Regions from separate parts of the Homo sapiens genome. Here region 2 is linked to region 1. The links are chromatin loops, found by intact Hi-C in ENCODE. Cell type or tissue: heart left ventricle. All regions are shown on one strand. Each heading gives the region's core, and the rest is flanking DNA. Links, peaks and the distances in the headings are about the cores only.

What was found. Hi-C counts contacts between places; a loop is a spot of excess contacts. Peaks named below come from ENCODE experiments on the same cell type or tissue, not always from the same donor. Only the 100,000 strongest peaks of a DNase experiment are listed, where the experiment ranks them.
Region 2: it touches region 1 in a loop (8-fold over the local background); 16 of 110 quality-filtered maps call a loop at or near these places.

Annotation. Positions count from the first base shown.
Region 1 is chr3:119,884,613-119,901,293 of GRCh38, reverse strand. The region is part of intron 7 of GSK3B (glycogen synthase kinase 3 beta); the gene reads left to right. Among named protein-coding and RNA genes, the nearest start is that of NR1I2, 110 kb to the right of the region's middle. In heart left ventricle, for the core only: a CTCF peak has its summit at 9,177 (motif pointing left); no DNase peak of the experiment used is centred there.
Region 2 is chr3:120,135,891-120,152,571 of GRCh38, reverse strand. It overlaps LOC105374065 (a long non-coding RNA gene), which reads right to left and starts at 6,908. Exons shown (of 3, transcript XR_924392.3): 1 at 6,626-6,908. RefSeq lists an enhancer at 6,292-7,491. In heart left ventricle, for the core only: a CTCF peak has its summit at 8,169 (motif pointing right); no DNase peak of the experiment used is centred there; H3K27ac peaks cover 790 bases.

The DNA.
Region 1 (16,681 bases), core at 5,235-13,234:
CGGCATTTGTAAAAAGACAAATTCCATTAGGGGCTTCTCAGACAATGTGCTTTTTTTCCTTTAAATTCTTCCTTAATATAAAAACCTCAAGAAATATATGATATAGTTCCAGATACATGGGAAAAAATAAAATATTTTTGGAAAATCTCTACCAGGAATTTTGCCAAATGTAATGTTCACTGACATACAACATTGTCCTTTGGCACCTCTGCAGTTGGCCATAGCAGTGGAGCTTTGTAGAAGAGAGTCCTGTGCAGGCTTGTATAATGCTGGTGAAGGTGATAATTTTTAATGACAGTTACTTTTTTTATAACTACATAGTCTTAGATTTTATATGCTCAATGCAGAAGACTGAGAAAGCACAGACAAATAGACAAAAATCACTTACTGTTCTAGCACATCATGAAAAATACTTCTATAAATATTTTCATATACTATATTTTCTTTTTATTTAAATAAAAATACCATCTTACTGCTTTGTAGACTTTTAAAAACTGAACAATTAAGTATATTTTTTAATGACTACATAGATTCCACTGCATGATTGTATTTTGAATTACATAATTGATGCTGAAAATAACAGCATTAAGGTAAAGTGATACAGCATTGTGTTTCAAAAAGTTTACATGATGTATTGGTTTTCGTAAGTTTGATTATTAACTTTCTTACATAAATGACAGGTGTCCCCCAGAAATTCCATATAAGCAATCTAGGAAGTTTTGGACCTGGGAAAGCTGTAAGTTTTACTAATAATTTCTCCCCTCTACTCTTCAAACTTTAAAACATAAATTTCAAATAAGGTAAGATGAATTTCAGTCCAGAGTTTAATTTCTGGATTAAACTATCACAAAACTAACAATTTAAAAATAAACCAACCATTTGTAGAATTTTTTAATTTTAAATATTAAAATTCCTACAGAGATAGTTTCATTTATATCATAAACATTTACTTATGCTATAGTAATAATTTGACTATTGCTTTTGAATAGAAGAGTTTTAGGACAGAATTAGTCAATGCTACACCTCTTGATAATAGAATTTCAGTATAGCTTTCATAGTTTTTGTAACTGGCCTTTAGAATTTGGGTATATCTTCTCTAAAAAGCTTGACATTAAATATATTGATACTTAAATTATTTGCAATAATAAAATTATTTTATAAGGCAATTAAATTTTCTTAATTTCTTTTGTAATACAGCTTTACTAAACTACTGTTTAGTTTTCTCTTAACATTAATTAACCAACCTAGATATCTATGTAGATAGCTTTTACACAGGGAAGAGCTAGTAATTTCAGTTATCTGTAACTGAAATTTTATGTAAGAAATTTGAAAGTACAACACAGATGCAAATAAACTTTTGATTGTGCTATGGGAGCCAAGTAGATGGGCGGGCTTCATTTCTTATGATGCCTATCCGTAGAAAAAGATTTAGAAGGACCTACAAATTCTACAATGGAGAATAGAATTAAGGGAAGGGGAAAAGGAGAGAATTTTTATTTTTTGCTTTTTACTACTATGTGATGTTGATTTTTTCTAAGAAATCATATCTTTTTACAGTTGCAGGACTTATGAAAAAGTAGTTGCTTTCAATTTTTTGTTTTTGTTAGTAAACAAAAACAGTTCTACAGAAGTTGAGAGTTACATTTTTGTTACAAATGTTTGTCTAAATAATTGTTTTCCTAGGCTTTCAATTTGATGCTTGTTTGTGGTATAATTTAGACAAAAAGATCAGTGGATCCCTGGCTCCTCAGAGTTCTACGTTTTCCAATATTGGGAAATGACTGCTCATCATAAAAGCTGCCACTCAGTGAGACCTTACTTTGTGCCAGGCACTGGGTTAAGCACTTTACATTCATTACCACACTTAATTATTATATTAACCCTAAGAAGTAAGCATCACTACTACTACTATTACTGTTACTACAGTAGTCTCCTGATATCCACAGGTATCACTTTCTACTGTTTTAGTTACCCAGAGCCAACCACAGTTCAGAAACATTAAGTGGAAAATTTTAGTAATAAACAATTTATGAGTTTTAAATTGCATGCTGTTCTGAGTAGTATGCTGAAATCTCATGCTGTCCTGCTTCATTCCTCCTGGGACGTGAATCCTCCCTTTGTCCAGTATATCCATGCTGTATACACTACCTGCCCGTTAGTCATCGACATCATTTGCTCCTGACATCCAGCCATGGACATTATTATGGCTCACTGATCCAGGATCATTCCAAGCAGATGATCCTCCTCCTGGTGTACAGTCAGAAGATCATTAGTAGACTAAGGCTATGTCACAAGGCCTGTGTAATTCACCTCACTTCATCTTACCACATAGGCATTTTATCATCTCACATCATCACAACAAGAAGGATAAGTGTAGTACAAGAAAATATTTTGAGAGAGAGACTACATTCACAGAACTTTACAGTATATCATTTTAATTGTTGTTGCTTTTAATCTCTTACTGTGCCTAATTTATAAATTAAACTTTATCATAGGTATGTATGTATAGGAAAAACATAGTATATAGTTTGGTACTACGTATGTTTTCAGGCATCCACTGGGAGTCTTGGAACATATCCTCCACAGTTAAGGGGAAACTACTGTATTACCGTATATACAGGAAGAGTAGGGTGGTGGAAAAACCATCTGATTCATCTGTAGCTCAATTTATAGCCTCTATTCATGGAATTTTGTACCTTCGGGAAAAACTATATGATCCTTAATGTCAACTTGATACCCAGAACCCATTGAGTTGTGTTTATTACTTATTATATGTATATTGTAAAAATTTGTGTCTACCAGCAAATTAGTGATGCAACCCCTAAATCTTACAGTAGTGAAATCAATTTGAGGTATCTTTAGGTTTAATTCTGTTTCAACCATTGTAATGGTCAGTTCCTTTGCTTTGCTTTCAATTACACATGGTCCCCACAATTCCTTTGCTTTGCTTTCAGTTACAGACAGTCCCCGACTTAGGATGGCTTAATGATTTTTTGACTTTCCAATACTGGGAAAGCAGCACAGATTCAGTGGAAACTGTATTTTGAGTACCTGTACAACCATTCTGTTTTTCATTTTTAAGACAATATTTAATAGGTTACATGAGATGTTTGACACTTTATCATGAAATAGTCTTTGTGTTTGATTATTTTGCCCAACTGTAGGCTAATGTAATTGTGCTGAGCACATTTAAGGGTAGTCTAGGCTGAGCTGTGATTTCAGTAGATTGGACATATTGTTTGCATTTTCAGCTTAGGATATTTTCAGCTTACTATGTATGGGTTTGCCATGATATGACCCCATTTTAAATCAAGGAGCTTCTGTACAGTTCAACCTTATTTTCACCATCTTCATTTAGCAAATATTTTGGATTTTAATTATCCCTGTCCTGTCCTATAGTTTGTTCAGTGCCCATGTGTACCTACACTCTTGTTTCCTGACTTAACATTTTCATTGTCAGACAATCTTTCTTTTTCTTTTTCTTTTTTTTTTTTTTTTTTGAGACAGAGTCTTGCTCTGTCACCCAGGCTGGAAGTTCAGTGGCGCTGTCTTGACTGACTGATTGTGTTAGTTGGTACTTAATTTGTTCTTGTATTATCAGTTAAATTTTTTCATTTATTGCTGATCAGAGCAGCAGCTCTTAATAGTTTTTAAATCATGGACTACTTTGAAAATCTATTAGTAATAGTGGACACTTCCCCCCAGAAAAATGAATAAATACCAAACAGTTTGTATGCAACTTTAGGTGATTCTTGGCCTTCCCGTAGCTCTCCCAAGAACTCCAGGGTAAACATCTTTCCCCTATTATAGTACAAGGAAATAAGACTACAGTTAATAATAACCACCTGTAGAAAGTGGGTATTACACATACGATATGATGCCAACATTTTTAAAATAAGAAAAACGGAGGCATTAAAAGAATTATTCTAATGCAATAACTGCTCAACATTAGTATAATGTTTTCCATAGACCAAAAGAAACATTAATTTTAACTAATATTATGAAATTGTATTTGGTCTACAGTAACTTACCCATACTTAGTTAAATCCCTGTATACTTAAAAGTATGTGTGCCTAGGCATGGAAAAATAACTCCTGGCGATGTAGCTCAGTTTGTCTTTTGACTTGCAGATAATGGCATCCATTTGAAATCGTTACTTTTCCCAGAATATGCAGTGTAGTTATTTACTAATTTGCCAGTGATGTTTTATTTATACAAAGAAACTTTTTTCCAGACAAACTGAAGTTTCATGACATTGTCACTTCAAAACTAATTTATTTATAGTTGTATTTTAGGACCTGAGTCAAAGGACCATCCATATGATTACTTTTCCTGGGATATAATACCCTGTAGTCATCAACTGCAGATTCTTGTGCAGGGTTGCCTTTTGAGTTATTTTGTGTGTTGACCTAATTTCAGGGCCTCAATTTAATACATTTTCTTTGGAGAAATCTATAAAGTATATGAAGGGGCAGGTGAGAGATGGGACAGGGACAGAAATCTGTCAGGTTGATAGCATGCATATGCTAGACCCCTGACTTCAGGATCTATGTTTTACTAAGGAATTCTTGCTTCCTTTTTTGCAATAAAAGGTTAAAATGTTTGACACCAATGATTCTTAATAGTTGGCTAGTAGGAAAAGTATAAGAAACTAGCAATCTTGTAGAAAGGGGCATTTCTAGTTTTTAAAAGTATACTGAATGCTATTTCATATTTATAAAGCAATATTTTATTGTTTATTTGATGTATAAGATATTAAGACAGTATGAAGGAAATCTTGGCTTGTGATGCTACAAAGAACTATAGTGTTAGTGATTCTCGAAGGAAAGTAAAACTGGTTGATGTGTATACAGATTTTTACATGTATTTTTTTTTAATCCAAGAGATTCATATACCCCCCTTTCTATTTTATACTGCTTCCTTGAGAATACCACTTTAGCTGAAATTCACCTAGAAAAAAAGGTCTTTTGACTCCTATGAATATGTATCAACCAAAAATGAATTTTTCACTTTATGTTCAATAGTTTACGTAATCAAAACTTTTTGGCGGGGAGGAAGATGATTTGTTTCCAAGTATAAATTTTTATTTAGTAAGAAAAGAATGAAGTCCAAAACAGTCTTGAAAAAGAATAAAGTTGGAGGAGCCACTTTTTTTTTTTTTTTTTTGAGACAGAGTCTCGCTCTGTCACCCAGGCTGGAGTGCAGTGGTACAATCATGGCTTACTGTAGCCTGCACCTTCTTGGCTCAAGCTGTCCTCCCACCTTAGCCTCCTGAGTATCTGGGACTACAGGCACACACCACCATGCCTGGCAAATTTTTGTATTCTTTGTTATAGATAGGTTTTCACCATGTTGCCCAGGCTGATCTCAAACTCCTGGGCTCAAGAAGTGATCCACCTACCTTGGCCTCCCGAAGTGCTGGGATTACAGGCATGATCCACCACGCCCAGCCACACTTCTTGTTTTCAAAACTTACTACACAACTGCAGTAATCAAGACAATGTATTACTGGCGTGAATGTAGCCATACAGATCAATTAAGTAGAATGGAGAGTCTAGAAATAAACCTTTATATTTATTGTCAATTGATTTTTGACAAGGATTCCAAGATAATTCAATGGGGAAACAATAGTCTTTTTGACAAATGGTGCTTGGACAACTGGATCCATATGCAAAAGAATGAAGTTGGACCCCCACCTCACACCATATACAAAAATTATATAGCTTGTGGAGAAAAGGGAATCCTTGTACACTGTTGTTAGGAATGTAAATTAGTACAACCATTATGGAAAACTATATGGAGGTTCCTCAAAAACTGAAAATAAAATTACAGTATGATCCAGCAGTTCCACTTCTAGGTAATCTATCCTGAAGACTTGAAGTCAGTATGTCAAAGAGATATCTGTACTCTCAAGTTCTGTTCATAAAAGCCAAGATATGGAAACAACGTAAGTACCTATCAGTGGATGAACGGAAGGAAAAATATGGTATATATATATCCACTACAGTGGAATACTACTTAGCCTTAAGAAAGAAGGAAATTCTGTCGTTTGTGACAACATGGGTGAACCTGGAGGACATTATGCTAAGTAGAGTAAGTCAGGCATAGAAAGAGAAATATTGCATGGTCTTACTAATATGTGGATTCTGAAACGATTGAATTCCAGAAGGAGAGAGAAGAATAGTGTTTACCAGAAGGTGGAGAGGATGGGAAATGTTGGTCAAAGGGTACAAAATTATAGTTAGACAGGAGGAACAAATGATAAGTATTTAATGTAATCGGTATGTTAATTAGTCTGATTCTGTTATTCCACATTGTATACCCATAATATCACTGTTTACCTCAAAACTATATACACTTATAATTCGTCAATTAATTAAAAACAAATGAATTCAGAATGAATCAAAGACCTAAATGTTAGAGCCAAAACGATAAAACTCTTAGAAGGAAACAGATATAAATCTTTGTGAACTTCAATTAGTCAATATTTTCATACATGTAACACAAAAAGCACACATTATAAAAGAAAATAGAAGTAAATTGGACTTTGTCAAATTTAAAAACTTGTGCTTTAGAAGACAGCATCAAGAAACTTAAAAGACAATTGGAGAAAATTTTTACAAATTATGTCTGGTAAGGGATTTGTATCTACAGTATGTAAGGAATTCTTACAACTCAATAATAAAAAGAAAGCCCACTTGAAAAATGGACAAAGAATCGGCATAGACACTTCTCTAAAGAAGATACACAAATGGCCAGTAAGCATACAAAAAGATGCTCAACATCATTATTCATCAAGGAAATGCAAGTCAGTACCATAATGAATACTATTATCACACTCTCCATAATGACTAAAATAAAAAGACAGTAACTAATGTTGGTGAGGATATGGGGAAACTGGAACCTTCATGCATTGCTGGTGTGGTTGTAAAATGATGCAAACCTTGAACAAGTTTGGCACTTCCTCAAACTATTAAACATTGAGTTATATGACCCAGCAATTCAGCTTGTAGGTATATATCCTAATAACTGAAAACTTACATCCACACAAAACATGTACGCAAAGTTTATAGCAATGTTATATAGCCAAAAAAGGAACAAATAAAATTTCTAGCAACTGATGAATAGATAAGAAAATGTCACACACGAAAGGCCACATATTATATAATTCCATTCTATTTATATTAAATGTCCAGAAGAGACAGATTGTGGAGACAAAAAGATTAGTGGTTCTGGGGAGCTGGGGGAAATGAGAATGATGGCTCATGGATACAGGCTTTCATTTTGAGGTAATGAACATGTTCTAAAATTAGACAGCAGTGATGATTGCACACCTCTGTAAATGTAGTAAAAATCACTCAGTTGTATAAGGGGTGGGTTTCATGATACATGAAGTACAGTAAAGCTTTTTTTTTTTTTTAAGGCAAAAGTGAGCACATCTATCTGTAAAAGAATGTCTTTGTCATTTCCACTGCATCTTAAGGAAGGCAATAAACCCTGACTATAGTTTTGCAAAGGACTCTAAAGGGTTTCTCAGAGTTGTACCATCCACCCCGATTGCCCCCTAAAAGGGAAGGAGAGCTGATCAACTTGAGTTAAATGACAGGCAAGAAAGAGTGAATGAAATAGAGTATAGGCACACGGGGGGACCCTCCTTTAGTAGTTCATTCTGTCTAGTTTAAATAAATACTTTACCCAAATTGTTTACTTGTGCTCAAATAATGTGACAGCTTGCTGCTCTGAAAAATGATGAAAATCACTGAAGTTCTTAATGGGGCTTTAAGACTCATATTGCTGCAGCTATACCTTTTTGCTCTTTGCCTTTTGGAAATTAGAAGGAAACCCTGAGAGAGAAATATTGCACCCCAAGAAAATGGTTGCTTATACCAACTTGTAATCATATAGTATAGGGGAGAGGTATAAACTGGGTAAAATCTGCATTATTGAGCTTATTACTTTAGCTACCTACAACTAGTAGATTTAAAAAGTAAAACCTGCTGGGTGCGGTGGTTCATGCAGTAAATCCTAGCACTTTGGGAGGCTGAGATGGGTGGATCACTTGAGGCCAGGAGCTCAAGACCAACAGGAGGAAGCTTCATCTCTATTAAAAATATAAAAATTAGCTGGGTGTGGTGGAGCACACCTGTAATCCCAGCTACTCAGGAGGCTGAGGCACAAGAATCACTTGAACCTGGGAGGTAGAGGTTGCAGTGAGCCAAGATTGCACCACCGCACACCAACCAGGCTGACAGAGCAAGACTCTGTCTCAAAAAATAAATAGTAAAATCTGTAAATTGTAGGAAAATGCCAGAGGAGATGACATTTCATATCAGTCCTCTATAAGTGAAAATGATAGTGATTCTATTGTCATTAGACTGATATTTTGAAACAGAATACATGTTTTCTATTTAGAAAAATTTGTCCTTTTGAGGATATAGCAGCCAATCTAACACAACCCAACACTCCAAATTCCATATGCAGAAAATAAATGAAGATGTTTAGGTATTCAACCATTTATACAATGATTATGTTGTGTTATATAATTTCATTTTTAAAACCTTTATTGAATTCATTATCTATAAGCCTAGCCATACATCCCTTTAGTCTTTCAAGGTGCATACCACATTAACTACATGCGTTAATTTAGTGAACAGTTTTTACTAGGTGCTGGGCAAGAACTTAGAGGTTTCTTGCCTTCAGGGGCTTCAGAGACTGATGGATGGGAGGAGAGGAACTGAGGGCAATAGGGCAAGCCCAGTATTATTCCAGATGTCTGAGCAGAATACAAAGGCAGAAGCATTTCACTCAGAGTAGTGCTGTCTGGAAAGCCTTCTTAGGAGAGCTAACCATTGAGCTGAATATTGAAACATGAAAAAGTATTTACCAGATAGGGAGCGGAAGGGAGTGGATAAATATTTAGTAAAACTAGGTTTGGTGTGTTTCTTTATGGTTGTCGCTTAAGGTTCTGCCTGGTGGGGTTGATAGAATATGAGTTTACCAGGAAGGAGAAGACTGGAGCTGTTGACAGTGGCCAGATCACATTAGCTTGTAAGCAGTTGGAAGCAATTGCAGGATTTTAAGCGGAGTAGCGACATTTCTAATAGGTTTTCTTTTACTTCGCTCTTAAAGGCTACACATGCACCTCTATTGCTGAAGTTTGGCGACCTCTGGTGTTGAACTATAAAATAAACAACGTTGTGGAAGAAATACTAGCGTTTCAGAGCTTGTCAGTTGCTTTTTGTGAGGTGCTTCTTGGGCCGTAGTACTTCTTTGAAGACAGTAATTATCAACTCATAATTCCTGTGTTGATATTTTTCAGTGTTTGGATAAATTTCTAACTAGGTAGGGCCAGGAACAGATAAATTGATTGATTTAATAGTAAGGGGATGAACAACATCCCCAAAGGGGTGGGGCAGGCTGATCTTGATGCTTTTTGCAACAAATGAAAAGATCATGAGTTCTAGTAATAGATAACTGAGAATATGTTCCCTTCCCATTGGTGTGATAATTTTTAAAATTCCCCCCTCTTTTGTATGAAATACACTTACAGAAGAGTGCATAAAGCATTTCCATCTAGTTTAATTTCCTTTAAGTCAAAAAAGGACTCAGTTTTCAGGAAATCCAGGAATAAGTATTAATTACTCAAAATATATGTCTTTAGTCTAAACGTTTTGGAGGAAAAAAAATTTCCATCTCTTAAAATTCAAGTGAACCCTAAGACTTGTTTTGTGTATGAAATGATAATTTGTCAAACATCTTTTTTATCTATAAAATTATTCAATTATTCTGTTTCAAAAGTTCCAAATGTAGAATTCAGCTGGAGTAAATCAGGTAGAAATATACTCTGAACCTAATAAAAACTTAATATAAAACCTAAAGATATACTCAGAGGTTGAAATAGGATAGTTGTTAAAATGTCTTATGTTTGTGGTGTTAAAGATAGTCATGCGTTCTGAATCTTTGCTCTTCATATCTATCACTTGCTTACCTTTTAGCCTTTAATTATATCATCCATCTATAATCCAGTCCTTATTCTCTTTTAGAATGCTGTTTTTCACCTACACATCTAGTGTGCATAGAATGTACTTTTTACTCATTTGCCTGCTACATTCCTTAAGTAAAATCAGCTCTTGACTCCCCTTCCAGAACCTTTCCTGAATCCCTTCCTCTTTCCAGTGCAGTGTAGCACTTTCACCTCACACATTACCTATACTTACTTTGCTATACTATTGTCACCTGATTGTTGTTGATTTACGTACAAGTCTCTCTGCCCTAGAGCTTCTTGAGGAATAGGCTCTAAGTAAACGTTTTGAAATGTGAATAACTTCAGAGGCTGAAAAGTTTTTTAAATGCCTCTTGATTATGTCTCATCTTTGCTTTCTTAAAAAATATGCATATTGTATATAAAATAGTTCTGATTTTAGGGTTTGACAGATTCTGATACTTTTAATGCTAGCCTTATAAATAGCAATTTAAGAAGGTTAAACTTCTGTTTGCATTTAGTAAAGGCAACACAAATTACATAATGGTCCCTTTTTTTTTTTTTTTTACTTTTTAAATCAAGTTAATAGAAATATAATTTATATGTAATAAAATATAGGCATTTTAAATGACAGTTTAGTAAATTCCAACAAACATGCCCATATAACCACTACCCTGGTCAAGATTTAGAACATTTCTATCACCCTAAAAATGTTTCTTTTTATAGCCTGGAATGACCAAATGTCTCAGTTTGCCTGGACTGAGGGGTTTGCCAAGATGGTCCCAGGCAAACTGGGATGGTTGGTCACCCTGTTCATTCTCCTTTGTGGTCAGTTTCCCATCTTCTGTCTCAGGTGATCATTGATCTATTTTCTGTCACTACAGATGCCTATTCTAGAATTTCATAAACGAAATCATATATTTCTTTTGTATCTGGCTTTTTTTGCTCAGTACCATGTTTTTGAGATTCGTCAGTGTTGCTGCCTGTATCACCTGTTTATTCCTTTTTATGCTAAGTTGTATTCTGTTTTATGAGTATACCACAATTTCTTTATCCATTCACCTATGAATGGACATTTGACTTGTTTTGGGGTTTTGGTTATTATGAGTAAAGCTCCTATGAATGTTTGTTTACAGGTGTTTTTGCAGACATATGTTTATATTTCTCTTGAATAAAAAAGTAGGGCTGAAATTGCTGATCATATGGTAAGTGTATGGTTACCAAACTATTTTCCAAAGCAGTTTTACTATTTTACACTCCCACCAACAACACATCAGAATTCCAGTGCTTCACATTCTCATCAACACATGGTATTCTCAATAATTTTAGATTTAGTCTTAAAATGACTTTTATCATTAGGAAATGCCCCTCTTTATTTTTGTTTAATTTTCTTATCCTGAAGTCTTCATTTTCTAATATTAATATAGGCACTCTATCTTTCTTATGATTTTGCATGGTATAACTTCTTGCATTCTTTTACTTTTACTCTATGTGTTTTAATTTAAAGTGCATTTCTTACAGACATATAGTTAGGTGTTTTTTAATTGAGTTTGACAATTTCTGCCTTTGTAATTGAAGTACTTAGACTATTTACATTCAGTGTAATTATCACTGTGGTTGAGTTTAAGTTTTGCACCTTCGTATTTGTTTTCCTTTCATCCCATCTTTCCTTTGCTCTGTTTTTCCCCCTCTTTTACTGCCACCTATGGATTAAATCAGTGGTTTTTATTTTTTCTATTGGCTTTTAAGCTATACCTCCTTGTTGCATTTTTAGAGGTTGGTCTAGGATTTAAAATATGCATCAATATATTACAGTCAGTCTTCAAGTAGTAATGTACCATGTCATATAGAAAACAAGAACCGTGTGACAGTATTTCCATTCCCCTTCCTGTTCTTTGTGCTATAGTTTTCATACTTTTTAATTCTACATGTTATAATCCTTACAATATTTGTTGTTTATAGGGGGAACCCGCCCCTAATATTTCAACATAGGTTTTTTCTATTTTCCATGAGTGTCGGCTGGCTGAGAAATAAAGAGAAAGAGTACAAAGAGAGGAATTTTACAGCTCGGCCTCCGGGGGTGACATCACATATCAGTAGAACCGTGATGCCCACCTGAGCTGCAAAACCAGCAAGTTTTATTAAGGATTTCAAAAGGGGAGGGGATGCAAGAACAGGGAGTAGGTCCCAAGATCACATGTTTCATAGGGCAAAAGGCAGAACAAAGATCACATGCTTGTGAGGAAACAGGACAAAGGACAAAAGGCAGAACTTTTGATAAGGGTCTATGTTCTGCAGTGCACGTATTGTCTTGATAAACATCTTAACAGAAAGCAGGGTTTGAGAGCAGAGAACTGGTCTGACCTCAAATTTACCAGGGCGGGATTTTTCCCCACCCTGCTAAGCCTGAGGGTACTGCAGGAGACCAGGGCGGATTTCAGTCCTTATCTCTATGGCATAAGACAGACACTCCCAGAGCAGCCGTTTATAGACCTCCCCCAAGGAATGCATTTCTTTCCCAGAGTATTAATCCTTGCTAGGAAAAGAATTTAGTGATATCTTCCCTATTTGCACATCCATTTATAGGCTCTCTGCAAGAAGAAAAATATGGCTCTATTTTGCCCAACCCTGCAGGCAGTCAGACCTTATGGTTGTCTTCCCTAGTTCCCTGAAAATTGCTGTTATTCTGTTCTTTTTCAAGGTGCACCGATTTCATATTGTTCAAACACACGTGCTTTACAGTCAATTTGTACAGTTAACACAATAGTGGGCCTGAGGTGACGTACATCCTCAGCTTATGAAGATAACAGGATTAAGAGATTAAAGTAAAAAAAAGACAGGCATAAGAAATTACAGAACTGTTAATTTGGGGAACTGATAAATGTCCATATTAAAATGAAATCTTCACAATTTATGTTCAGAGATTGAAGTAAAGACAGGCTTAAGAAATTATAAGAGTATTATTTGGGAACTGATAAATGTCCATATTAAAATGAAATCTTCACAATTTATGTTCCTCTGCCGTGGCTCCAGCTGGTCCCTGTGTTCAGGGTCCCTGACTTCCCGCAACAGTTGTTACTTTGCTTTAAACAATTTCTTCAAGAGGAATTTTTTAATGAGGGGGAAATATCATACATTTAACCACATATTTACCATTTTTGGTGCTCTCTATTCCTTTGTGTAGATCAGAATGCCCATTTCAGAAGTCTTTCTTTAATCCTGAACTACTTTTTTGTGGTGAAGATCTGCTGGTGACAAACTTGGTTAGCTTTTGTTTGCCTAAAAATGTATTTTGAAGGATATTTTCACTTGATGCAGAAATTGGTTTCCCTTGGTTTCCAGGGTTTATTTTTCCTTCAGTTTTTGGAGAGATCTCTATTTTCTTCTGGCTTTCATTGTTTCTGTTAAGAAGTCAACTGTTGATACCCTGTATATACCCTGTCTATAATGTGTTTCTGGCATTCTTGAAGATTTTCACTTTGTGAGTGGCTTTTATCAGTTGATTATGAGTTTTTATAGTATTCTTTGTATTTGTCCTCATTAAGGTTCATTGAACTTCTTGTGTTTGTGGGATAATCATGGTTTTTATAAAATTTGGGTAAGTTTTGGTAATGTTTCTTCAAATAGTTTTTCTGCATCTGCCCTACTTCCCACCCCATACTTCCCACCATCAGACTCAAGTCACATGTGTACATGTTTTTTCCCTCCATGCTTCAGCTTTGATAGTTTCTATTGCTATTTTTTTAATTCAGTGATTGAGTTTCTTCCCTGTGTCTAACCTGTTAATCCTCTCCTGTGAAGTTTTAATTTCACATACTGTATTTTTTAACTGTACAATTTCCATTTGGTTCTTTTTTATATCTTCTATTTCTCTCCTTGTTATAATAGCTATTTTAAAGTCCTTATGTGCCAATTCTGTCTTCTCTGTCATTTCTGGATCTGTGTCTGTTGACTGACTTTTGATTTTTTCTCTTCTTATATTTTCCTACTTCTTTAAAAATGTTGAATTTTGTTTGTCAGCCAGTTTCTTAGTTGTTTACACCTGGAGGGCAGTTTCAGTGTTCGTTATTTCATCACAGCTAGATGCAGAAGTCTATAATGGCCTTTTAAAAAAATAATAATACCATGCAAGCCTTTGCATGGCATTCTATTAAGTATATTTCACAAAGCATTTTAAAATAAGTTTTAGATTTTTTATACTCAATTTTATCTTGTTTAGCCAGTTAGATGACTGTTTCTTCATAGTATTCTTCTGTTGCTAAAGACCTCTGTTATTAACAGTTTAAAATATTTTTTTCCAACTTTTATTTTAGATTCAGGGGTACATGTGCAAGTTTGTTACCTGGGTGTATTGGGTGATGCTGAGGTTTGAGGTATGAATGATCTTTTCACCCAGGTACTGAGCATAGTACCCAGTGGTTAGTTTTGCAGCCTTCTTTCCTGCTCTGGTTGTCCTCAGTTTGTATTATTGCCGTCTTTATGTCCATGATTACCCAGTGTTTAGCTCCCACTTATAAGTGAGAACATGCAGTATTTGCTTTTCTATTCTTGCAGTAATTTGCTTAAGATAATGGCTTCCAGCAGCATCTATGTTGTTGCAAAGGACGTAATTTTTTTTATGGCTGCATGGTATTCTATGGTGTATATGTACCACATTTTCTTTATCTAGTCCACTGTTGATGGGCATCTAGGTTGATTCCATGTCTTTGTTATTGTGAAGAATGCTGTGGTGAACATGCAAATGGTTGTATCTTTTTGGTAGAACAATTTTTCTTTTGGATATATACCCAGTAATGGCATTGCTGGGTCAAGCAAGTTATTTGAGAAATCTCTAAACTGCTTTCTACAGTGGCTGGACTAATTTACATTCCCACCAATAGCATATAAGTGTTCCCTTTTCTCTGCAGCCTCACCAGCATCTGTTGTTTTTTTACTTTTTAATTAGCCATTGTGACTGATGTGAGATGATATCTCATTGTGGTTTTGACTTGCATTTCTCTGATGATTAGTGATGTGAAGCATTTTTTTCATGTTTGTTGGCCACTTACATCTCTTCTTTAGAGAAGTTTCTGTTCACGTGTTCTGCCCATTTTTTAATGGGGTTATTTGTTTTTTGCTTGTTGATTTGTTTTAAATTTCTTATAGATTCTGGATATGAGACCTCTGTCAGTTGTGTAGTTTGTGTCTGTTTTCTCCAATTCTGTAAGTTGTCTGTTTATTCTGCTGATAGTTGTTTTTGCTATGCAGAAACTCTTTAATTAGTTCTCACCAATTTTTATTTTTATTGCAGTTGCTTTTGAGGACTTAGTCATAGATTATTTCTCAAGGCCAATGGCCAGAATAGTGTTTCCTAGGTTTTCTTGTAGAATTTTTATAGTTTGAGGTCTTATATTTAAATCTTTAGTCCATCTTGAGTCACTTTTTGTATATGGTGAAAGATAGGGGTCCAGTTTCATTCTTTAGCATGTGGTTAGCCAGTTATCCCAGCACCATTTATTGAATAGGGAATCCTTTCCCCATTGCTTATTTTTGTCGACTGTGACGAAGATCAGATGGCTGTGTGTGGCTTTATTTCTGGGTTCTCTGTTCTGTTCCATTGGTCTATGAATCTGTTTTTGTGCCAATATGATGCTGTTTTGATTAATGTAGCCTTATAGTACAGTTTGACGTCAGGTAATGTGATGCCTCTGGCTTTGTCCTTTTTGCTTAGGATTGCTTTGGCTATATGGGCTCTTTTTTGGTTCCATATGAATTTTAGAGTAGTTTCTTCTAGTTCTGTGGAAAATGACATTGGTAGTTCGATAGGAATAGCATGAAAAATGACATTGGTAGTTTGATAGGAATAGCATTGAATCTGTAGAATGCTTTGGGCAGTATGGCCGTTTTAACAGTACTGATTCTTCCAATCCATGAGCATGGAATGCTTTTCCATTTGTGTCATCTGTGATTTCTCTTAGCAGTGTTTTGTAGTTCTCCCTGTAGAGATCTTTCACCTTCTCAGTTAGAGGTATTCCTAGGTATTTTATTTTATTTTATTTTATTTTATTTTATTTTATTTTATTTGTGGCTATTGTAAATAGGATTGTGTTGTTGATTGGGCTCTCAGCTTGAACATTATTGGTGTATAGAAATGCTACTTATTCATTTGTTGATTTTTTATCCTGAAACTACTGAAGGCATTTATCAGTTCCAGGAACCTTTTGGCAGGAACCTTTGTCTTTAGGGCTTTCTAGGTATAGAATCATATCATCTGCAAAGAAAATAGTTTAACTACTTATTTTTCTATTTGGATGCCATTTATTTTTTTCTCCTGCCTGATTGCTCTGGCTAGCACTTCTGGTACTATGTTGAATAGGAGTGGTGAGTGGGCATCCTTGTCTTGTTCCACTTCTCAAGGAGAATGCTTCCAGTTTTTGCCCATTCGGTATAATGTTGATGTTCATTTTATTAAGTTGAATTACCATGATAGGGGTAGATTTTATTTAAATCAGGGTTTTTTTTAAGTTGCCAAAAAGTCTATTTAACTTTTGAAACTTGTTTATAACCTCGTGATCTTACAAAACCTTTATATATTTTATACAACTCAAAAGGATTCATGTTTCTTTTTTATGGTATAATCACTGTAGTTTAAGAAAATGACTTTTTAAATGTTATTTTGTAAAAACTCTTCCTTGTTTTCTGCCCTTAACATTGGATAGA
Region 2 (16,681 bases), core at 4,510-12,509, 250 kb before region 1:
CAAAAAACAAAAACAAACAAACAATGAGAAGTTAGCCAGGCATGCAGGCTCACATCTATAATCCCAGCTACTTGGAAGGCAGAGTTATGAGGATCACCTGAGGCCAGGAGTTTGAGACCATCCTGAGCAACATAACAAGACCTTGTCTCAAAAAAAAAAAACATGTTATATAGTTAAGCAGGAAAAGGTTCCCATGCTTTCTTTTCTACCAGCTGGCAGCTGGCATCAGGTGTCCATCAGATTGAGCACCGAGCAGCCTGTCCAGTCCTCCAGATTAGGCACCAACCGAAACCCTACTAATTATTTTTAAAAGATGACCCACAAATTGAGGCACATCAACCAGAATTCTAGATAATAAGAAAAATGAAGAGGACCTTTGTCTCACACTGCTGTAAAAAGGCTGCTGAAGAACCACAATGCAAATGAAAATGGTTAAGAGCAATTAAGGGCCTTTCATAGTGTCTCTGAGGGAAAGACAGAGAGATGGCCAAGACCAAATCCTTGAACTACAGCTTCCTAAGGGAGCGCCACAAGATGACTCTTGCAGCAAACGCACACTGCTTATGATGACAGGATTTGAGACCTTTGCTCCAGGAAGTTGGGCTGGACTATGTGAGAGCTGGGAGGATATTGTTTGCCCCCTTGTCCTAAGACTTAGATTCATGTTTCTCAAATGAGGAAAGTATTTTCCGGGATGTACAAGATTTTTCTGAGAAATTTGGGAAATTTGGATTTTATTTTAATGATAACAGAAAAATACGTCTTGGCTTGTTCTGAATCATCTGTATGACTGCCTTAGAACAAACTCCATGAAATTTCAGTGCCTGAGATTGTGTTTGAGAATGTTTTCCCAACAAATGAAACTCAAATGACGTCAAACCCTGCTGTATAAGTGACAATTTTGAAATGATTTTGAATGTAAGAAAGTGGTGGGAGAATTGATTCATCACATGGCAAGTGGTAAATGTGAAAGACTGTCTTTTTCAAAAATGAGCACAGCAGTATTCCTGGTCCTATATGCTCTTCCAGAATCTTGTCACTATCCCATCAAGAGATGACATCTATATTTCTTACCCTTCAACCTGGATGGGGCTTTGTGATTGCCTCAACAAATCACATGGTAGAAGTGATGCCTCATGACTCTTCAGGCTTGGTTTTTAAAAAGATAGGACAGCCGGGTGCTATGGCTTACGCCTGTAATCCCAGCACTTTGGGAGGCCAAGGTGGGCGGATCACAAGGTCAAGAGATCAAGACCACCTGGCCAACATGGTGAAACCCTGTCTCTGCTAAAACTATAAAAAGATTAGCCAGGCATGGTGGCGCACACCTGTAGTCCCAGCTACTCAGGAGGCTGAGGCAAGAGAATTGCTTGAACCCAGGAGGTGGAGGTTGCAGTGAGCCAAGATCGCGCCACTGCACTCCAGCCTGGTGACAGACTGAGACTCTGCCAAAAATAAAATAAAATAAAATAAAATAAAATAAAATAAAATAAAATAAAATAAAATAATAAAATAAAATAAAATAAAATAAAATAAAATAAAATAAAATAAAATAAAATATAGGGCTTCTGCCTGGCTCTCTCTAATAGAGAAGTGTTCTGGCTGGAAGACCCAGGTAAGGTCCCAGACAACAGCCAGTGTCAACTGCCAAGCATGTGAGAGAGCAAGCTTTTAGATCAGGGGTTGGCAGATTTTGAACTGAGGGCCAAATCTAGCCTGCTGCCTGTTTTTATAAGTAAAGTTTTATTGGACTACAGCTATGTCCATTTACTTGTCTATGGCTGCTCTTGCACTACAATGGCAGAATGTATTAACAACGGAGACTGCATGGCCCACAAAGCTGAAAATCATTTACTATATGGTCCTTTACAGAAAATGTTTATTGACCTCTGCATGAGGTGATTTCAGCTTCTAGTATTTGAGCCACCCCAGGTAAGGTCTAGTGGAGTAGAGATAAGCTATCCTTAGCAAGCTCTGCCTAAATCATAGACTTGAGAGACACATGTTCTTTTAAGCCATTCAGCTTTGGGGTGGCTTGTTTCATAGCAATCAAGATAGTTTTATAAGTACACTGAACTCAAGAGAACCTGGACATTGCTGGCAATTTCGTATTTAGATTCCATTACTTAAAGCTTATCTTTGTATATATCAACTTGCAACAGTTCATTAGCAGCAAGTATAGTAGGTAATCACAATAAAGGGTTTCTCTCTTCCCAATTCTAACAAGAATTAGAGTAGATGCCCCTTTAATTCATATTTCAACAATACCACAATATTACTTTTATCTCCAAGAAGAGATAATTTTACATTATTATCTAGTAATGCCTCATTAAAATTGGCCTCCAAGAATTGCTTACTGGCAATATTATGGCTAAGTATGTGGCCTGATTATCCTGCAGTATCAAACAAAGCTTTGATGTTACTAGTAACATTTTCTACAACATATGTGTGCAGTTAGTCTCTGCATTAAAATAATTGGAGCCAAAATGCAAACACAAATTAAATGTAGAAACCAGACCCAAAACTATTTCTATTATTAGATGCCTTTGGAAGTTTTGTTTTAGCAAAACATTATCTCTCACACTAAACTTAATAATACAAGATTTTGTGGATTTTTAGGTTTAGTTTGGTAATTTTATTTTATAATTGCCTAAGCTTAAGTGGAGCTATAAGCTTAGCATTTTATATCTACTTTTACACGTATGTGTACGTGTATGTAACATCAGAATACTCAGTACAGCATGTCTATAACATACAATTTTTTTCCTTTAAAAGAGGCCTGTATAAGACACAAAAGGACAAATATGATTCCATTTATTTAAGTTACCTAGAATTCAGAGAGATGGAAAGTAGAATAGCAGTTACCAGGGAGTCGGGGGAGAGTGGAATGGAGAGTTAGTGTTTAATGGGTATGGAATCTCAATATGGGATGATGGAAAAAGTTCTGGAAATGGATAGTGGTGATGACTGTACAACAATGTAAATCTACTTATTACCACTGAACTTTACACTTAAAAATGCTTCAAAAGGGCCAGGTGCAATGGCTCATGCCTGTAAGCCCAGCACTTTGAGAGGTAAAGTTGATAAGATCCTTGGGCCCAGGAATTTGAGACCATCCTGGGCAACATAGGGAAACCCTGTCTCTACAAAAATAAAAAATTAGCTGACTGTGGTCCCAGCTACTCAGGAGGCTGAGGCAGGAGGATCACCTGAGCCCAGGAGGTGGAGGCAGCAATGAGCTATGATTGTATCACTGCACTCCAACCTGTGTGACAGAGCGAGACCTTGTTTCAAAAAAAAAAAAAAAAAAGCTTAAAATGCTAAATTTTATGACATGTGTATTTTACCACAATTTTTTTAAAAAGAGGATTGTATATAATCCGAATATGAGAAATCCCAGAATAGGGCTAAGAGCAGCTGGCGGTTTTTCTAAAACTCTTTTCTTCGGGTCTAGCTTCTTAATCTGGACCTTTTGAGGTTTTAACACTCAGATGGTGAAAAGAGCCCCTTTGGAAAAGGGAACCAAATAATTAGTGCCTAGGGAAAAGCCATCCCTCATTTAGACTCAGAGCAGTGTCAGCCTGAGCCACCCACACCTAGACTTTTGGTAAGGGGTCCCTATACAGTCCCTTGCATGAGAGGGAGGAAGGGATTCCAAAGAGAAGCCAGGAGATTCTGAAAGGAGGGGTCCTCCACCTGGTAGCCCAAACACTGAACATCTCTTAGCAGCTCAGAAGCTTCAGCCTTCATATACCTTCATTGTGGTTTTGTTCCATCCCCCACGAGAACTCCTCCTTCTAGAAGAGGGGGATCTCTGAGCAACACTGGAGGATGGTACTGTGCCAACAGGAAGTGGGGAGGCACAGTGAAGGAAGTGGGGTACTCAGAAGGGAGATTTGGAGGTAGGCATTGGAAAAAAAACCACAGCACCTTTTTATTTCCATTTTACTGACAAAGAAACTGACCCCAGAGATCAGCTAACTTGCCTAAATTGTCACACAGAGCTAGGCATTGTGGCTCACACCTGTAATCCCAGTGCTTTGGGAAGCTGAAGCAGGAGGATCACTTGAGACCAGCAATTCAAGACTAGCCTGGGCAACATAGTGAAACTCTGTCTCTACAAAAAAAAAATTTTTTTTTTTAAATAGACAGGTGTGGTGGTGCACGCATGTGGTCCCAACTGCTCAAGAGCTGAGGCAGGAGGATCACTTGAGCCCAGGAGTTTGAGGCTTCTCTGAGCCGTGCACTCCAGCCTAAGTGACAAAGCCAGAGCCTGTCTCCTCTAAACTAAAAATTAAAATTAAATTGTCACACAGCTCATCAGAAGCCAAAATGAGAATGGTGTAGGTCTGATTGTAAAATCCTTGATTGCAGAAATCCCATTTTACCTGTGTTTTATTGATTGTGGCCTCCTTTGGATTCCGGCTCTCACCTGCTCTATAATGGCTCTGCTTTGCTACATGTCACCCTCCTTATCTGAAAACACCTTTTCACAGTCTATAAGGAGCCCTGGGGCTCTCTCTATGTAATGTAAGAATTAGGCAAATAATAAGGGGCCCTGGAGAATTGGAGCCCAGTATGAAAACTGAAACAGACTCTAACCAATGATCCCCTGTCAGGCACTGGCAGAAGACCATGCTCTGGCCCTCATGGTGCCAAAGGAGCTACCACACATCATCAAGGAAGCACTGATAGGGGATTCCTTTCTTCAAAATGTTTAATTCAACATGCTGGTGCATCTAGGAACAAAGCCACTCTGTGATAAAATTAGCCGTGCTAAACACTCTTGCTAGCAAAATAGCACCGCGGCCCTTTCTAGCCACACTATCTGAAAATAGCTCTGAAAATAATGTCACGAGCAACTTCTATTTGCTTCTTCCCAGGAGAAGGTAAACAAGTAAAATCAAAGGCAGCTGCTCCTGCAGGGCCTCTTCCTGTATTTGTTCCTTCTCTTAGGGACAGCCCATCCCCACCCTATTCCTGCTCTTCCTGTTCTCCTGGTCCTTCCACCAACACCTCTCCTCTCTCAAATTAGACATCAAGGCAACATCAGTCATTCACATTCATTTGAGTGACTCTTTACATTTTAATATGAATTAATCTCTTGCATAATACTGTCCATTTGACATTTTCCTAGTTGGACCAATCTTCTCCAGTAACCAAACTAAGGGCCTAGGAACTGGAAGAGGACAGAGGAGGTTGTATAGGCCATAACAATTTCTTACCTGAAGAGACTACAGACGCCAAGAATGGAGCTCACACTTGTGGGTTTGTGCCACTAGATGGCAATTATGCCCCTTTGCAGCTGGCGGTAGGCAACAGACCCACCCCTGCAGCACTGTGGTCTGACTTTGATCTCTTTCTGGTGCAAAGATCTTTGAGAAGCTCATAAACACCCCTTTCATTACAGCAATCATCTCTTTATCTACTTTTAACTTTACTAGAAATACTTATAAAATCACTCAAAGAAACATTAAAAAAGAGAAAAACTTCATACCACAGTAGACGCTCCATCTGCCCAATCATGTATCTAATATTCAGCAAGCGCCTTTGCTCCTCTTTCAGTCACCTTCCGTATGTCATATGTTCTGAGGAATCTTGGTCCAGGGGCTTCTATTTGGAGCTACTCTCTCTTCCTGGCCCTTTCCTGAGGAAAATGCTGGGTAGAAAACCCTTCCATGCCTCCTTCTACACCTGGAAAAGTCCTAGCTCCTGGCCTACTCTTCTGAGAAGAGTTTCCAGAACCCTTCCCAAACCTCATTCTCCACCATCTTGCTAGGTACATTCAATATAGATATTTGTCATAAGCCTGTTAGAGAGTTAGCACATCATTCCATTGTTATTTGCCCACGTGTGTCTTCCTCACTTGATAAGAAGACTCTGGAGAGCAGGAATAAGTTTTTATTTATTTTATATTTTTATTTTTACTTTTTCTTTCTTTCCCTTTTTTTTTTTTTTTTTTTTGAGTCAGGGTCTCACTCTATTGGCCAGGCTGGAGTGCAGTGGCGTGATCTTGGCTCACTGCAACCTCCACCTCCAGGGCTCAAGCTGTCCTCTCACCTCAGCCTCCTGAGTAGCTGGGACTACAGGCTCTCACCACCACACCCAGTTAGTTTTTTAATTATTTGTAGAGATGAGGGGGGGGGTCTCACTATGTTGCCTAGGCTGGTCTCGAACTCCTGGTCCCAAGCAATTCTCCCATCTTAGCCTCCCAAAGTGCTGGGAGTATAGTCATGAGCCACCTCGCCTGGCCTATTTATTTCTGACTATCACAGTGCCCTTCCCAGTGAGCTGCCAACTACTACCTGGACAGCCAGTAGAGACTGAAGAGAAAAGAACCCTGTTACCTTCTCTAAGAATCCCAGCTCTCCAGAACTAACCCTTGTTCAGTCACTGAGCAATTTCACACCCTCTCTTCTGCCCTATCTAGGGCCTAAAGGCTAAAACAGTCAGCATCACTGGGTGGGTGAGGGATGGGGTGATATGAGGTGAGCATTTGAGGTGTTATATGTGCCGCTGGGCAGAAATACCTACGTGTGTGGGTTCCTCTTGAGCACTAATCACTTCCCTTGTCTCTGCTTGCTTACAAGGGGATGTCAAAGGCCAAGTGGATAAAGACTATTACCATTTGTCTCAAAGCTACTTTCCGTTCCAGCTGCAGGAAAACTATATTCATTGAAGGGAATCTGAACTCTGGAGTGTTTTCCATCCACACTGCTGCCTTCACAGTATTGCCACTCAAAGTGTGATCCTCAGGCCAGCAGTATCAGCACCACCTGGGAACCTGTTAGAAATGCAGAATCTTAGGCCCCACCCAGATCTGCTGAATCAGAATTTACATTTTTTACAAAATCCCCAGATGACTCACAAGCACATTAAAGTGTCAGAAGACTGATCTAGAGCCTGCCCTGAAGCCATAGTATTTCATGCTGGGTGTGGTGTCTTTGGCAACTCTGGGATGTCCAGTCTGGTCCCAAAAGTCAGGATCTCAATGGGATTAGTGAAACTCTGCAGGCTTTAGGTGTTCAACAGAAAGCTTGTTATTTGGCAATGTTGGGGCATTAAACAGCCCTGATACTTCTTCAGGATATTGGGAGTTAACCATTAATTCTCAACTGATGAAAACCTGGAACCTAGACTAGAGTTTCTGTCAGGCTACCAGAAGTTTCCTTTATATTAACCAGGCCAGGAATCCCTGGAGCCACCTGGAATAGTGTATGGACCAAGTAAAGACAAAAGGAAGGATTTCTCATAGGCTCTGCAGAAGCACTTTACTCTGCGTGGGGTTTTCTTGTTTTTGTTTTTCTGAGACGGAGTGTCGCTCTGTCACCCAGGCTGGAGTGCAGTGACGCGATCTCTGCTCACTCAAGCTCCGCCTCCCAGGTTCACGCCATTCTCCTGCCTCAGCCTCCCGAATAGCTGGGACTATAGGTGCCTGCCACCACGCCCAGCTAATTTTTTGTATTTTTAGTAGAGACGGGGTTTCACCATGTTAGCCAGGATGGTCTCGATCTCCTGACCTTGTGATCCGCCCGCCTTGGCCTCCCAAAGTGCTGGGATTACAGGTGTGAGCCACCGCACCCAGCTGGGATTTTCTTAATGAATGCATCAGACAAATCTGAGACTCAGTAAGCCACTTGGGATGGGGGTGGGGGAGTCATGTGACCTGGGGGCCATCTACAACCTTGGCTTACCTAAATGCTATTCATGAAGTCTGAAGAGGCCCCAGAGGTTAAAGCATGGTAAACCCCAGAAATCCTTGACAGAGCAGTAGGCCCAGAAAGAATGGCCTGGGCCTGACCTTAGCCACAGTCTACTTTCTTTAGAGACAATGTCTCACTCTTTCACCCAGGCTGGAGTGCAGTGGCACAATCACGGCTCACTGCAGCCTTGAACTACTGGCCTCAAGTGATCCTCCCCATCTCAGCCTCCCAAGTAGCTGGGAGTACAGGCATGTGCCACCATACCCAGCTCATTTGCTTTCTTTACATGTTCTCAAGCCTTCCTGAGGTCAGATAAGTTACGGATCAGAGCAGAGCATGCTCTCAGGAATGATAGGAATGCAGTCCACCCGGGAAAGGAGCCCATGTCATTCATGAAACTGTACTGATTGCCCGGGTCTGCACCAAAGCTCTTCCCTGGTAGATGAACATCCACAGGGCAAGACGGCAGGTGGCAGCTGGGAGTTAGGCCACCACACAGCCAGCTTAATGTGAGGGAATCTTCTGAGGCCTAAAGGGCATTATGTGGTGTCCAGGATCCCCTAGTTGGTGCTTGAAAGTAAAGCCAGAACTGGGGTTCAAGAACTCAGAGTCAGAGGATGAGCGCTTGTGCTAATAGAGCCCCAAGAAACACAAAGTCAGGCAAAGAAATGAGGTGTGCTTTCATAGATTTTAATAAGGATTTGAAGGAGAAATGGAAGAAAATGAGATCCAAGGAGACGAGGGTGGAATTGAACTGGACTAAAGACCTATTCTGTCTACGAGCTGATCTTACCCTAAGCTGACCCTGATGTCTAGAGAGCTTGTATCATTTACTTTTCTCTTTTATCTTTCCTTGGTGCACAGGTAGTGACTACTTATCTCCCATCTCCCTGTTCATGTCCTGATGGAAACTTTTCTTCCTCTGTCTCCAAACACATTGGCTTTTCCTACCAGAAACTGAAGGGGGCCTCATGTGGAATCTGTCATTGACTCATGAAGTGTCCAGTCAGAAAGTGTATCCAAATGAATGTGAGGAATGTATGTTGGCCAGGTATGGTGGCTCATGCCTATACTCCCAGCCTTTTGGGAGGCTGAGACAGGAGGACTGCTTGAGGCCAGGAGTTTAAGACCAGCCTGACTGGCGCAGTGGCTCATGCCTGTAATCCCAACACCTTGGGAGGCCGAGGTGGGCAGATGACCTGAGGCCAGGAGCTCAAAACCAGCCTGGCCAACATGGTGAAACCCCATCTCTACTAAAAATACAAAAATTAGCTGGGCATGGTGGCAGGCGCCTGTAATCCCAGCTACTAGGGAGGCTGAGGCAGGGGAATTGCTTGAACCTGGGAGGCAGAGGTAGCAGTGAACTGAGATTGCACTATTGCACTCCAACCCGGTCAACAACAGCGAGACTTCCTCTCAAAAACAAACAAAAAGACCAGCCTGATCAACATAGCAAGACTCTGTCTCTACAAAAATAAAAATAAATAAAATTAGCCAGGTACAGTGGTGTGCACCTGTACACCAACTACTCAGGAGGCTGAGGCAGGAGGATTGCTTGAGTCCAGGAGTTTGAGGTTGTAGTGGGCTATGATCCACTGCACTCCAGGCTGGGTGACAGAGCAAGACCTTGTCTCAAAGAAAAGAAATTTTTTGGTTTCCCAATGCATATAAAAGTTTTATTTATACTATACCATAGTCTATTAAGTGTGCAATAACATTATGTCTAAAAAATTGGCCAGGCGTGGTGGCTCACACCTGTAATCCCAGCACTTTGGGAGGCCAAGGCGGGAGGATCACCTGAGGTCAGGAGTTTGAGACGAGCCTGACCAACATGGAGAAACCCCGTCTCTACTAAAAATACAAAATGAGCCAGGCGTGGTGGTGCATGCCTGTAATCCCAGCTACTCGGGAGGCTGAGGCAGAGAATCACTTGAACCTGGGAGGTAGAGGTTGCAGTGAGCCGAGATTGTGCCATTGCACTCTAGCCTGGGCAACAAGAGTGAAACTCCATCTCAAATATATATATATAATATTATATATTATATAATATATATAATATATAATATATATATAATATAAAATAATGTTTGTACCTTAATTTAAAAATATCTTATTGCTTAAAAAATCCTAATGCTCACCTGAGCCTTCAGCAGGTTGTAATTTTTTTTTGGCTGGTGAAGGATCTTGCCTCAGTGTTGATAGCTGCTGACTGATCAGGGTGGTGGTTGCTAAAGGTTGGGATGGCTGTGGCAATTTTTAAAAATAAGACAACCATGAAGTTTGATGCATCAGTTGACTCTGCCTTTCACAAAAGATCTCTCTGTAGCATGAGATGCTGTTTGATAACAGTTTACCCACAGAATATTTTTCAGAATTGGAGTCAATCCACTCAAAGCCTGCCACTGCTTTATGAACTGAGATTACGTAATAATTTCTTTGTTATCGTTTCAACTATGTTCACAGCATCTTCACCGGATTCCATTTCAAGCAACCACTTTCCTTGTCCATCCATAAGAAGCAATTCCTCACCCGTTCAAGTTTGGTCATGAGATGGTAACTTCTAATTCTAGTTCTAGTTCTCAGGCTCCAATTCTAATTCTAGTTCTCTTGCTATTTGCACTGCATCTGAAGTGACTTCCTTCACTGAAGTCTTGACCTCCTTTAACTCATTCATGAGGGTTGAAATCAGCTACTTCCGAACTCCTGTTCATGTTGATATTTTGACCTCCTCTCATGAGTCACAAATGTTCTTAATGGCATCTAGAATGGTGAATCCTTTCTATGAGGTTTTCAATTTACTTTTCCCAGATCCATCTGAGGAATCACTAGCTATGGCAGATATAGCCTTGTGAAATACATATTTTAAATAATAAGACCCCAAAATCAAAATTACTCTTTGAGCCATGGGCTGCAGAATAGATGCATGTTAGCAGCATGAAAACATTAATCTCCTTTTACATCTCCTCAGAGTTCTTGGGTGACCAGCTGCATTGTTGATGACCACTAATATATTCAAGGGAATGCTTTCGCTTGAGCATTTAATCCCACTGTCTCAACAGTGGAATTAAAATATTCAGTAAACCATTCTGTAAACTGATGTGCTGTCATCCAGGCTGTGTTGTTACATTTATAGAGCACAGGTACAGCAGATTTAGCATAATTCTTGAGGGTCCTAATGTGTCTGGAATTGGTGGGTTCTTGGTCTCACTGACTTCAAGAATGAAGCCACGGACCCTCGCGGGGAGTGTTACAGTTCTTAAAGATGGTGTGTCCGGAGTTTGTTCCTTCTGATGTTCAGACGTGTTCGGAGTTTCTTCCTTCTGGTGGGTTCGTGGTCTCGCTGGCTTCAGGAGTGAAGCTGCAGACCTTTGCAGTAAGTGTTACAGCTCTTAAGGTGGCTCCTCTGGAGTTGTTCATTCCTGCCGTGGGGAGTTGTTCATTCCGCCCAGTGGGTTCCTGGTCTCGCTGGCCTCAGGAGTGAAGCTGCAGACCTTCGCGGTGAGTGTTACAGCTCATAGAGGCAGTGCGGACCCAAAGAGTGAGCAGCAGCAAGATTTATTGCAAAGAGTGAAAGAACAAAGCTTCCACAGTGTGGAAAGGACCCGAGCGGGTTGCCACTGCCGGCTGGGGCAGCTTGCTTTTATTCCCTTATCTGGCCCCAGCCACATCCTGCTGATTGGTCCATTTTATAGAGAGCTGATTGGTCTGTTTTACAGAGAGCTGATTGGTCTGTTTTGACAGGTGAAGGATCTTGCCTCAATGTTGGTAGCTGCTGACCGATCAGGGTGGTGGTTGCTAAAGGTTGGGATGGCTGTGGCAATTTTTAAAAATGAGACAACCATGAAGTTTGATGCATCAATTGACTCTGCCTTTCACAAAAGATCTCTCTGTAGCATGAGATGCTGTTTGATAACAGTTTACCCACAGAACACGCATAAATGCGCATTTGCAATCCCTGAGTTAGACACAAAAGTTCTTCAAGTCCCCACTAGATTAGCTAGACACAGAGCACTGATTGGTGCATTTACAAAGCTTTAGCTAGACACAGGGTGCTGATTGGTGTGTTTACAAACCTTGAGCTAGACACAGAGTACTGATTGGTGTATTTACAATCCTTTAGCTAGACATAAAGGTTCTCCAAGTCCCCACTAGACTCAGGAGCCCAGCTGGCTTCACCTAGTAGATCCTGCACGGGGGCCGCAGGCGGAGCTGCCCGCCAGTCCCGCGCAGTGCGCCAGCACTCCTCAGCCCTTGGGCGGTCGATGGGACCGGGCGCCGCAGAGCAGGGGGCGGCGCTCGTAGGGGAGGCTTGGGCGGTGCAGGAGCACATGATGTAGGGGAAGGCTCGGGAATGGCGGGCTGCCGGTCCCGAGCCCTGCCCCGCGGGGAGGCAGCTGAGGCCTGGCGAGAATTCCAGCGCAGCGCCGGCGGGCCAGCACTGCTGGGGGACCCCGCGCACCCTCCGCAGCTGCTGGCCTGGGTGCTAAGCTCCTCACTGCCCGGGGCCTGCAGCGCCGGCCGGCGGCTCCAAGTGCGGGCCCGTGCAGCCCATGCCCACCCGGAACTCTCGCTGGCCTGAGAGCGCCCGCAGCCCGGGTTCCCGCCCGCGCCTCTACCTCCACACCTCCCCACAAGCAGAGGGAGCCGGCTGCGCCTCCACCAGTCCAGAGAGGGTCTCCCACAGTGCTGCGGCAGGCTGAAGGGCTCCCCAAGCGCAGCCAGAGTGGGCGCCAAGGCCGAGGAGGCACCCAGAGCGAGGGAGGGCTGTGAGGGCTCCAGAACGCTGTCACCTCTAAGATTTGGGGGATGGTAAGTAAGCATCGGCTTCCACTTAAAGTCACCAGCTGTATTAACCCATAACAAGAGAGTCAACCTGTCCTTTGAAGCTTTGAAGCCAGGTATTGACTTCTTTCTAGCTAAGAAGGTCCTAGATGGCATCTTCTTCCAATAGAAGGCTGTTTTGTCTATATTGAAAATCTGTTGTTTAGTGTAGCCATCTTTATCAATTATGTTAGCTAGATCTTCTGGATAACTTGTTGCAGCTTCTACATCAGCACATGTTGCTTCACTTCGTACTTTTATGTTACAGAGAGAGTTTCTCTCCTAAAACCTTATGCAACAGCCTCTGCCACCGTCAGACTTTTCTTCTGTAGCTTCCTCACTCTCTCAGCCTTCACAGAATTGAAGAGAGTTAGGGCCTTGTTCTGGATTAGGTTTTGGCTTAAGGGAATGTTATGGCTGGTTTGATCTTCTATCCAGACCATTCAAACTTTCACCATATCAGCAATAAGGCTGTTTCAATTTCTTATCATTAGTGTGTTGCTAGAGTTGGACTTTTAATTTCCTTCAAGAACTTTACCTTTGCATTCACAACTTGGATGTTTGGTGCAAGAGGCCTAGTTTCTGGCCTATCTCAGCTTTTGACATGTCTTCCTCACTAAACTTAATCATTTCTAGCTTTTGATTTAAAGTGAGAGATGCATGACTCTTTCTTTCACTTGAACACCTAGAGGCCATTGTAGGGTGATTAATTGACCCAATTTCTTTCTTTCTTTTTTTTTTTTCTTTATTTTTTTGACACAGAGCCTTGCTCTGTCACCCAGGCTGGAGTTCAGTGGCGTGATCTCGGCTGACTGCAACCTCCGCCTCTCCAGGTTTAAGCAAGTATCTGCCTCAGCCTCCGGAGTAGCTGGGATTACAGGGGCATGCCACCATGCTTGGCTAATTTTTTGTATTTTTAGTAGAGACGGGGTTTCACCATCTTGGCCAGGCTGGTCTTGAACTCCTGACCTCGTGATCCACCTGCCTCGGCCTCCCAAAGTGCTGGGATTACAGGCGTGAGCCACCGTGCCTGGCCAATTGACCCAATTTAAACATCATCATGTCTCAGAGAATAGAGAGGCCGGAGGAGAGGGAGAGAGATGGGGGACTGAGCAGTTGGTGGAACAGTCAGAGCACACACGACATTAACTAAGTTCACTATCTTGTATGAGTACAGTTCATGGTGCCCCAAAACAGTCACAATAGTAACATCAAAGGTCACTTATCATAGATCACCATGACAGATATAAAAATAAAGTTAGAAATATTATGAGAATTACCAAAATGTGACACAAGAAGGAAGTGAGTATATGCTATTGGAAAAAATGTGCCAATAGACTTGCTTGACCCAGGGTTGCTACAAACCTTCAATTTGTAAAAATGCAATATACATATGTGAAATGCAATAAAGTGAATCATGATAAAACAAGGTATGCCTTGTACATATGTGTGAATATGTATTGATATAAATATATACATATATACACTATATCTTTTTTTTTTTTGAGATGGAGTCTCACTCTGTCACCCAGGCTGGAGTGCAGTGCCACGATCTCAGCTCACTGCAACCTTCTCCTTCTGGGTTCAAACGATTCTCACGCCTCAGCCTCCCGAGTAGCTGGGATTACAGATGCACACCACCACGACTGGCTAATTTTTGTATTTTTAGTAGAGATGGGGTTTCATCATGTTAGCCAGGCTGGTCTCGAACTCCTGATCTCAAGTGATCTGCCCACCTTGGCCTCCCAAAGTGCTGGGATTACAGGCATGAGCCACAGTGCCTGGCCCATATTTTTTAAACATATAAAATTTTATGGTAGCAATTTGATAACATTTTTATATTTATAATATTTGTTAATTCTGTGGTAACTGGTTAATAATAACTATATATGTTATTAAACTGTTGCCACAAAAATTACCCATAATCCTGTAACCTAAACGCAACTATTTTTATCTCTCTGCTGTTTCTGTGTGCCTTAAGATGGCAAATAAACACATCTGAATATAACCCATGTTGTCCTAGGCCACACCTGTCTGAAATAAAATAGTCACAGTAATGGTAAAAATGTTATTTCTCTGACTCTGCTGTCGCCTTCAACTCTGGGAAATCTGACCACTCTCAAATACCACCCAACTATTTCTGGGAGTCTCTAAGCAGGGGTGGGGATGGGGTGGTCTCGTGTTTTCCCAAAGTTTTTTTCAGTTGCAAAGTGGTCTCTATCATCTCTCTACCACTGCCTGTCCTGGCAGCTTCTGTGTTGTCTCCACCATGTCACTACACCCAAACTATAACTCCTTTCCTAACATCTCCACCCACTGGTAACTGCTGAAGCTGCTAGGGACATTATAGATTTGGAGTCATCTCAAGGGTCCTCCCCTACCGTAAATCCCTGCACAGGAGTCTCAATATTTTAGAGGTGTCTGATACTCCAACATGAGCCCTGGGGGCTGATCTTAAAGGACAAGCTGAGTGGATGGCAAAGTGTTGCACTCAGAATCATTCAGCAAGACACACTCCTGGGCAGACACCAGGTGACATGCTGTCACCAGTGCTGTAGAGGTGGCCCCCCATACAGAAAGCCCAGCCAGACTCAGGTGGGGGAAAGTGGCATTCATGTGGGAAAGAATCTTTAAAATGCTTCAATTAATTAATGACTTTAAAATTCATAATCTTCTGCTTTAATTCTTCGTGGTAACAAATGGTGACACACCTTACAACCTAACAGCAACATTAAGAACTGGAACAAGAATGCTTTTTGGTATGGGAATTAGAAAGATTGACTTGACGAGTTAGGAGTCAAAGAAATCCTCACACAGCACAGAGGATATGAGCCTGATTTTTAGAGATAAGTAAAATTGATATGGATAGGAAGAGCTGGTGAAAGTTTTCTATGTAGAGAAGATGGTATGAACATAGGCATAGCACCAAGAAAGAACAAGACTTACTCAGAGACCCAACTGGCTGGAAATGCAAGTGCTCATAGGGAAACAGTGGGAGATGCAGCTGGAAAGGTAGGTTTGGGGCTGCCACATAGAAGAGAATTTTTTTTTTTCACAGAATGATAAACTTAGTTTTTTTTTTTCAATATTGCTATGGAAAGGAAAAAATTTCAGGATGTTTTTAATGCTTACTAGTCTCTTCTTTTTGAATTACTATTATTTTATTTTTGTGGATACACAGTAGGTGTATTTATTTATGGGGTACATGAGACGTTTTGTTACAGGGACACAATGTGAAATAAGCACATCATGGAGAATGGGGTATTCATCCCCTCAAGCATTTATCCTTTGAGTTACAAACAACTCAATTACACACTTTATTTTAAAATATATAATTATTTAAATAGTCACCCTATTGTGCTATCAATAGGTCTTATTCATTCTAACTATTTTTTGTACCCATTATCCATCTCTACCTCCCCCCGACTCCCCCCCCCAGCCTCTGGTAACCATCCTTCCACTTTCTATATCCATGAGCCCAATCATTTTGACTTTTATGTCCTACAAGTAAGTGAGAAAATGTGCTGCTTGTCTTCTGTGCCTGGCTTATTTTACTTAACTTAATGACCTCCAGTTCCATTCATGCTGTTGCAAATGACTGGATCTCTTTCTTTTTTATGGCGGAATAGTACTCCATTGTGTATATGTACCACATTTTCTTTATCCATTCCTCTGTTGGACACTTAGGTTGCTTCCAAATCTTAGCCATTGTAAGCAGTTCTGCAACAAACACAGGAGTGCAGATATCTCTTCAATACCCTGATTTCCTTTCTTTTGGGTATATACCTAGCAGTGGGATTGCTGGGTCATATGGTTGCTCAATTTTTAGTTTTTTGAGGAACCTCCAAACTGTTCTCCATAGTGGCTGTATTATTTTACATTCCTGCCAACAGTGTACAAGGATTCCCTTTTAGAAGAGAATTTTTTTTTTTTTTTGATGGAGTTTCGCTCTTGTTGCCCAGGCTGGAGTGCAATGGCGTGATCTCAGCTCACTGCAACCTCCATCTCCCGGGTTCCAGCAATTCTCCTGCCTCAGCCTCCCTAGTAGCTGGGATTATAGGCACCCACCACCACGTCCAGCTAATTTTTGTGTTTTTAGGGGAGACGAGGCTTCACCATGTTGGTCAGGCTGGTCTCAAACTACCAACCTCAGGTGA